Regions from separate parts of the Homo sapiens genome. Here region 1 is linked to region 2. The links are chromatin contacts, found by Hi-C or POLR2A ChIA-PET in ENCODE. All regions are on one chromosome and are shown on one strand. Each heading gives the region's core, a stretch centred on a gene start or an enhancer-like site at or near the end of the contact. The rest is flanking DNA. Distances are from core to core; before and after follow the strand shown.

Region 1 (3,567 bases), core at 986-3,485, 190 kb after region 2:
CAGGCAGCTGGGGGAGAGTGGAGGCAGGGTCGCTCAGGGTTCTACCCACACGCTGCTGTTGGTCACCCGGGCCCCGAACCAGCCCTTCCAGTAGACGGAGTCCTGCCCCCCGTGCTCGAAGCGGACGAAGCGGACGCCCGGCCCGTAGTCGGTGAAGGTGTGGGAGATCTGGGGGTGGAGGTAACAAGAGTCAGCCTCGGAGGTCCTGAGGCCTCTCCTGCCGCCCCACCCCGGTACACCGACCGACCTGCAGCTCCCCCACTCGGTTTCTCCGCGGTATTCAGAACTCTCTCCACCACCCGGTGACTATCTCAGCCCAGCCCAGCCCAGCCCACCCCAGCCCAGGAGCGCTGTGGGCGGGGTCTCCTCGAGCCACGCCCCTCATGTCCGTGCCCCACCCCTCCGCCCTGGGTCCCCCAGGCTCACCTCCATCCAGCCCCCGCCGTCACTGTCTTGGGGCACTGCCACCTGCCCGCTGCTGAACTCAGCCAGCACGTTCTCGTGCTCGGACAGTAGCTTAACGGTGAGCTCGTAGAGGCAACCAGCGTCGCTGCGGCCCGAGTACCTGCTCAGAGGGAGGGAGCGAGGTGGGGGGCGGGAGGTGGGGTGGGGGCATGGCCTCAGCCCTGCTGAACACGTCCTGGGGATGGGGATTTCCACAAAAGTCCTCCTGTGCGCCCAACATCCCTGTCAGCCAGCACTGCCAGTGTTCCCAGTTTACAGATAAGGGAAACGAGGCCAGCAAGAGAAAGTGACAGCCCACGAGCGAAACACGAGGACTACATTCCAAGTTGGCCAGACCCCAGCTTGGGGCCAAAGCCAGTCCACAGAGTGGCCTTTGGTTTGGACCGCAGACTGATTTTGAAATATATACATTACATATATACAAACATATATATGTGCATATATTTGCCAACATTTAAAACTCAGGAGGGGAGGTGGGTTTCCAGGTTCTCCTGCAAACACGGAAGTTGTCAACCTTTGCAGACCCGTGGCCCACGTGGCCTCAACCCCTGCAGTGGGGAGGCAGCACCCCCAGGCGGGGGGTTCCCCAGCTGGCTCTCCCCTCTGCCTTACCCCGCTCCTCCCAGCCCCATGCCACCCCAGGACCCTCTCACCAGTCCTTCACCACGATGGCCGGCTGAGTCGTGTCCAGCAGCTCCTCCCAGTAGCCCTCAGCCTGCAGGTCAATGACCTGTGCTTTGCGACACCACCTGGGAGAACTGGAGTTAGGACAGAGCGAACGCTCCCCCCTTCCCACCTCCTCCACCCCCTTCTCCTTACTCAAAGGAGGAGGCGAAGTACTTCTTGACGCTCTCATCGTGGGTGAACTCCACCCCACTGTCTCCAGGCAGCTCCTCCACCCTCCAGCCGTCCCCACCATGCTCCACGTCACACCAGCCTTCCAAGTCCTCTGTAGGGACACGACAGCCCCACCCTGGTCACTCAGTCCCTGCTAAGGCTGGCTCTTGCCACTATGTGGTGGGGGGCAGGGCAAAGGTCGCACTTGGTGTCTTGGTGGGCAGATGATGAATGAGAGGGTGGACCAGTGGGCAGTTTCTAAATCTGCCTCCCGGGAGGTATGTCCCCCATCCCGCCCTGCCCCAGCTGGCTGAGGGTGGGAGGACCCGGGAGACCCCAGGGCACAGGTGGCCAGAGAGCTACAGTAATAGACAGCCTTGGGGCTACCCAGTGCTGGCACTGAGCCAGGCGCTTAATCCCATTTCTCCCTCAAAGCCAGGCGGCGCCGTTTCGGCCCATTTCGCAGCAGGGGAAGCTGAGCTCGCCCAGCGAGGGCCTCTCACCTTCCCCACACGGGTTACGCAGAAGGTTGCGGCGCCGCTTGCTCAGGAAGTAGAACTGCTGCCAGTGGTCGCGCTCCTCCTCCACGCCGCCCTCGGGCACCAGCCCCTCCTGCTGGCACTTGAGCAGCCACAGCGGGGCGCCGTCCACCAGCTCCTTCCAGCGCAGGCACACCAGGCGGCAGGCCTGCACCAGCTCGGCGGCCGGCAGTGCGGCCAGCACGCGCAGCAGCAGCGGCTCGGGCAGCTCGTCCAGGTACGCGGCGGCGGCCGCCGCCTCCTCCTCCTGCTGGTCCTCCGGCCGCTCCTCCTCAGCACTCGCCTCCTCTGGCTGCTCCTCCGGGCTTGCCTCCTCGGGCTGGCCCACGCTCTCTGCAGGCAGGGATGGGTGGGAGGCTGTGATTCCTCCACCCTGTACTCCTCCAGGCCCCAGGACTGCAATGTGCCCGTAACCTCCCCCACCCACCGTGGGACAATCCACAGCTGGGGCCGGAGATTCTGTGACTCCATACTGGTGCCCAAGGAGGAGGGCCACAAGGCCACAGACCAACCCCGGATCAGCCCCTAAGTCCAAAGAGGTGCCTCAGAGGCCTATTTCCTCTGCTGGACCAGTAAACCCCACGCCTGGGCAGATGGCAACAAGGATCATATTATTATTATTAATGGCATCCATCTATAGCACTGCACAGTGCTTCACACAGGAACTTCTTTCTTCCTCCCAACCACCCTCTGAGATTCCTGCTCCCCTCACCTCCTCAGGAAGCCTTCCGGGACTTCCCCCTATGACACCCTCTCACAGCCCTTCCTAGCTTTTGTCCTGGGGTGTGATCCTGTGATAAACGCCTGTCTCTGGACCATACGGAGCCTTATAAGGGCCAGAACATGGTCTGGAAAACACACAGCTTCATGCCCTGTGCCTGGCATCTGGCACTTTCCTGGTCTGTTGTCAGGAACTCATGTTTTGGGGGCACTCATCAAGTGTTAGGCACCGTCCAAAGCATTTCAACTTCATTTACTCTTTAAATCCTCATACCACTTCTTTGAGGTTGCTCTTATTGCTGTTCTTATTGCATTGATGAGGAAACTGAGGCACAGAGAGGTGAAACGGCCCAGGATCACACGGCTAATCAGTGGTTGGAGCCTGGATTTGAACCCAGACAGCCTGGCTCCAGAGCCATCTTAAACCACCACAGCCTCCACAGAATAATTCACTGAATTAGTAGGCAGTGTTAGGATTTTGACTTTTTTTTTTTTTTTGATATGGAGTCTCGCTTGCTCTGTCACTGCTCAATCTCAGCTCACTGCAACCTCTGCCTCCCGGGTAGCTGGAAGCTGAGAAGCGATTCTTCTGCCTCAGCCTCCCAAGTACTGGGATGACAGGCATGTGCCACCACGCCTGGCTAATTTTTGTATTTTTAGTAGAGACTGGTTTCACCATGTTGGCATGGCTGGTCTCAAACTCCTGACCTCAGGTGATCCACCCGCCTCAGCCTCCCAAAGTGCTGGGATTAAAGGCGTCAGCCACCACGCCCGGCTGACTTTTCTTTTTAAAGATAGGGTCTCACTCTGTTGCTCAGGCTGACCTCCAACTCCTGGACTCAAGCAATCTTCCTGCCTCGGCCTCCTAAAGTTCTGGGATTACAGTCATGCTCCACTACACCCAGGCCAGGATTTTGACTTTGCAGGTGCAAATGCTCAGGCTCAGGGATGAAGTGACTTGTTGAAGGACACACTGCCAGTATTTAGGGAAGGGGACATGGGACCT
Region 2 (3,597 bases), core at 398-2,897:
ATGTCCCCAGCACCTTTGGGGGATGGCCAAGACCACCAGGGCACTCTCTAGGGAACAGGGTTGGACCAGGACCCCTTTGATGGGGAAGGGATGGAAGAAGGGAGAGTGGGGGCCAGGGCTCCTGTCTTGTTTTGCCCCAAGATGCAGAGACTGGAGCCGCCACACTCAGCCCTCAACACTGTGACCTTGGACTTGTCCTCCCGTCCTCTGGGCCTCTGTCTCCCTGTCTGTAAAATGACAATCTCCTACTCACACTCCAAATCTCTGTTACGGCAGCATCTCCTCCAGGAAGACCCCCTAGCCTCTGCCTCCGCATCACCTCCTCCAGGAAGCCACCATGGCCTCTCCAACCGCATTGCATGCCTTTACTAAATGCTCTTAGTGCTCCGGACTGCCATACTCTATATCCCTCACCTCACAGCGTGACTCTGTGTAATATCTTCCTAGGTCTGGATCTCGATTTGGGACCTGCCCACATTTTAGCTACTTGTCTCTGAGCCTCAATTTTCTCATCAATAAAATGGGGAAGTAACAGTGCCTACCTCATATTTCTGTTATGACGATCCAATCAGAGAGCTCATGAATAGCAGAGTGCTGGGCAGCAAATAAGCCGTCAGGAAATGTTAATAGTTTCTTAAGAGTCAAATTGTGTCCCCCAAAAAGATATGCTGGTGTCCTAACTTCCCAGGACCTGAGAATGTGACCTTACTTAGAAACAGGGTCTTTGGGCCAGGATCGGTGGCTCACGCCTGTAATTCCAGCACTTTGGGAGGCCGAGACGGGTGGATCACTTAAGATCAGGGTTCAATACCAGCCTGGCCAACATGGTGAAACCCTGTCTCTACTAAAATTACAAAAATTAGCCAGGTGTGGTGGTGCATGTCTGTAATCCCAGCTACTACTTAGGAGGCTGAGGCAGGAGAATCACTTGAACCTGGGAGGCAGAGATCGCAGTGAGCCGAGATCGCGCCACTGCACTCCAGTCTCCATTGGATGAATCCAATGACTGTTGTCTTCATAAGAGAGAAATCTGGACACAGACGTAGACAGACGGAGAACAGCACATGATGATGTGACAGAGCTTGGGGCGACGCATCTACAAGCCGGGGACCCCACGATTGCCACCACCAGAAGCTGGAGACACTCCTGGAACGGAATTTCCCTCAGGGCCTCCAGAAGGAGGCAACCCTGTCCATACCTTGACTTTGGACTTGTAGCTTACAGAACAGTAATAGAATAAATTTCTGTTGTCTACTGTTTGTGTTAACTTGTTCCAGCAGCCCTAAGAAACGAATACACTGTTATTTCAACGCAGCAAAGCGAGCGCGGTTCTGGGTATACAGTGGTGCCCAATAAGCTCCACTCCCTCATTGCTGACCCTCTGCCTTCACTATCCTCCACCCCCACTCCCCTCCCCACTGGCTTCTCAGGCCAGGTCAGTCTGGGCTGGGGGGCACCTGCTGGGCCAGGCAGGCAGAGCAATTCCTGTGCCCTGGCTGAGGCCTGCGGCACCTCATTACCAGGCAGAATGTACCTCGATTTCACCCATGACTGGCACTGAAAAGCAGCCCTGGCTGGTGTCATGGATGGGCCAGAAGCTGCTCCGGGCGCCTCCTGCCCCCTCCTGGGCCTGGCAAATCTCTGAAGCACCCAGAAGCTGGCAGGCAGCACGCTCCACAGCTGAGCCACACAGATAAACCTCAACAGGCGCTGGGCTGTTCGGTCCTGGAGCAAACATCAGGAAATTAATAGGCCTTTCTGTGGGCAGCGCCTGGCCTGGCCCCCACTTCCCCCTCACTCCCGCCTGCCCCCCTCCCCTCATCCCAGGCTTTGTTTCCTTTTTCCCTTTGTTTCCTGTTTGCGATAAACACGATTCATGCCAGTCCAGCCGGGCCCCGTCACCAGCTCAAGGCCAGCCGTATTTCTCAGCAATGAGCCCCGAGCTGGCTGCAGTGAGGATCTGGGCCATGGACACAGGCGTGAGGAAGGGGCACTGTGGGCAGAGACAGGGCTGATGTGGGGGCGCCAGCAGGGAGCAGGGTGCCGGGTCTCTGTGAAGTGCCGCTGAGCACTGGGCACTGAGGGGAACTCAGAGAAGCCACCATGGCCAGACCCTCCCTATCTGGGCACAGCTGTGCCCACCCTTCCTACATGGACATAGCTTCCTGAGGCTGCTGTAACAAAGTGTCACACACCAGGCGGCTTAGAGCAACAGATATGTATTCTCTCGCAGGTCCGGAAGCCAAAAGTCCAAGCTCAAGGTGTCAGCAGGGCCATTCTGTCTCTGAAGGCCCAAGGGAAAGCTCCCTCTGGCCTCTTCCAGCTCCTGGTGGCAGCGGCCACCCTTGGCATTCCATGCCTGTGTGGCTCCAGCCTCCGCCTCTGTCTTCACACAGCCTTCTCTTCCCTGCGTCCCTCCCCTTCTTGTAAGGACTCCAGTCGTATTAGGACCTAATCTTAACCAATGTTAAGTAAGACCTAATCTTAACTAATGACATCTGCAACGATCCCATTTCCAAATAAAGGTCACATTCACAGGTACTGGGGGTCAGGAGTTCAATACATTTCTTTTTGGGGACAGAATGCAATGCATCCCAGCTGCTGAGGCTCCTGGTGGCATCTCTCATCACCGCCTGTCACACCTCAGCCATCCAGCCATCCTGGGCACCTGCAGCTTCCTAGTTGTGACTGGCTCTTCCTGGTCTCTGGGCCTCCGTCTGTGCTGTCATCCTCCCTGGATGCCTGACCCTACCATTGTCCAGTTGGTATACGACCCCTCATCTATCAAGATTAAGCTTTGCTGGCTGGGCGCGGTGGCTCATGCCTGTGATCCCAGTACTTTGTGAGGCTGAGGCGGTGGGTCACCTGAGGTCAGGAGTTAGAGACCAGTCTGGCCAACATGGCGAAACCCTATCTCTACTAAAAATACAAAAATTAGCCAGGCGTGGTGGCAGGTGCCTGTAATCCCAGCTACTCAGGTGGCTGAGGCATGAGAATTGCTTGAACCCGGGACGGGGAGGTTGCAGTGAGCCGAGATCACACCACTGCACTCCAGCCTGGGCAACAGAGCGAGATTCTATCTCAAAAAAAAGAAAAAAAAAGATTAAGCTTTGCCGTCTCTCCTGGGAGCCGTCACTGACCCCTGGCCTCCAGGCCCCTAAATGCCCGGTGCTCACCTGCACTGCAGCTCACACCTGCACAAGGGTCTTTACCCATTTCCCATGCCTCCCCAGGCCCTAAGCACACGAGCTCCAGGCAGGCAGGGTCCATGGCTCCCCTCTGCCTCCCCAGCATGGGATGCACATACTTGCCCAGTAAACGAATTCTCGGATGAAGAATAATTGAGCACTTCCTGTGTCCCCATGCCAGCCACTGTTCTAAACCCTTTACCTGCCTTAACTCATTTAATCCCAATATTAATCCTATCAAGTGGGTGCCATTGTTAATTCCATTTTACAGATGAACAAACCAAGCTCGGAGTGGTTAAGCAACTTGTTCAAGGTCTAGTGATTGATAAACTGTAGAGGCTGTGATTTGAATCTGGCAGCGTGAAGGATTCCTCAAAGGGCCACGCACTGAGGGGCAGAGAGAGCTTCC

What was found. Hi-C counts contacts between places; a loop is a spot of excess contacts on that map. ChIA-PET counts read pairs that join two places held with the same protein, here RNA polymerase II (POLR2A). Pooled maps may share reads with other maps.
Region 1: a loop to region 2 is called in a map of dorsolateral prefrontal cortex, with 3 times the contacts of the local background. The contact joins two enhancer-like sites. A Hi-C loop is called at or near these places in 1 of 168 maps with a recorded cell type or tissue (dorsolateral prefrontal cortex) and 4 of 50 pooled maps. POLR2A ChIA-PET finds 5 or more read pairs at or near these places in 4 of 52 experiments (H1, HCT116, MCF 10A and 1 more).

The regions. Positions count from the first base shown.
Region 1 is chr1:11,648,661-11,652,227 of GRCh38, forward strand. FBXO2 (F-box protein 2) reads right to left here. Exons shown (of 6, transcript NM_012168.6): 2 at 1,806-2,174; 3 at 1,285-1,414; 4 at 1,119-1,214; 5 at 427-565; 6 at 1-168. The coding sequence ends at 34. Among named protein-coding and RNA genes, the nearest start is that of FBXO2, 4.0 kb to the right of the region's middle. RefSeq lists enhancers at 1,072-1,780, 1,781-2,488. Within about 2 kb of position 2,236, at least 6 of the 41 ENCODE cell types and tissues checked have a DNase peak (open chromatin) inside an H3K27ac peak, as active enhancers do; they include dorsolateral prefrontal cortex, where a contact is called at or near this core.
Region 2 is chr1:11,457,289-11,460,885 of GRCh38, forward strand. No RefSeq gene overlaps it. Among named protein-coding and RNA genes, the nearest start is that of DISP3, 20 kb to the right of the region's middle. Within about 2 kb of position 1,648, at least 5 of the 41 ENCODE cell types and tissues checked have a DNase peak (open chromatin) inside an H3K27ac peak, as active enhancers do; they include dorsolateral prefrontal cortex, where a contact is called at or near this core.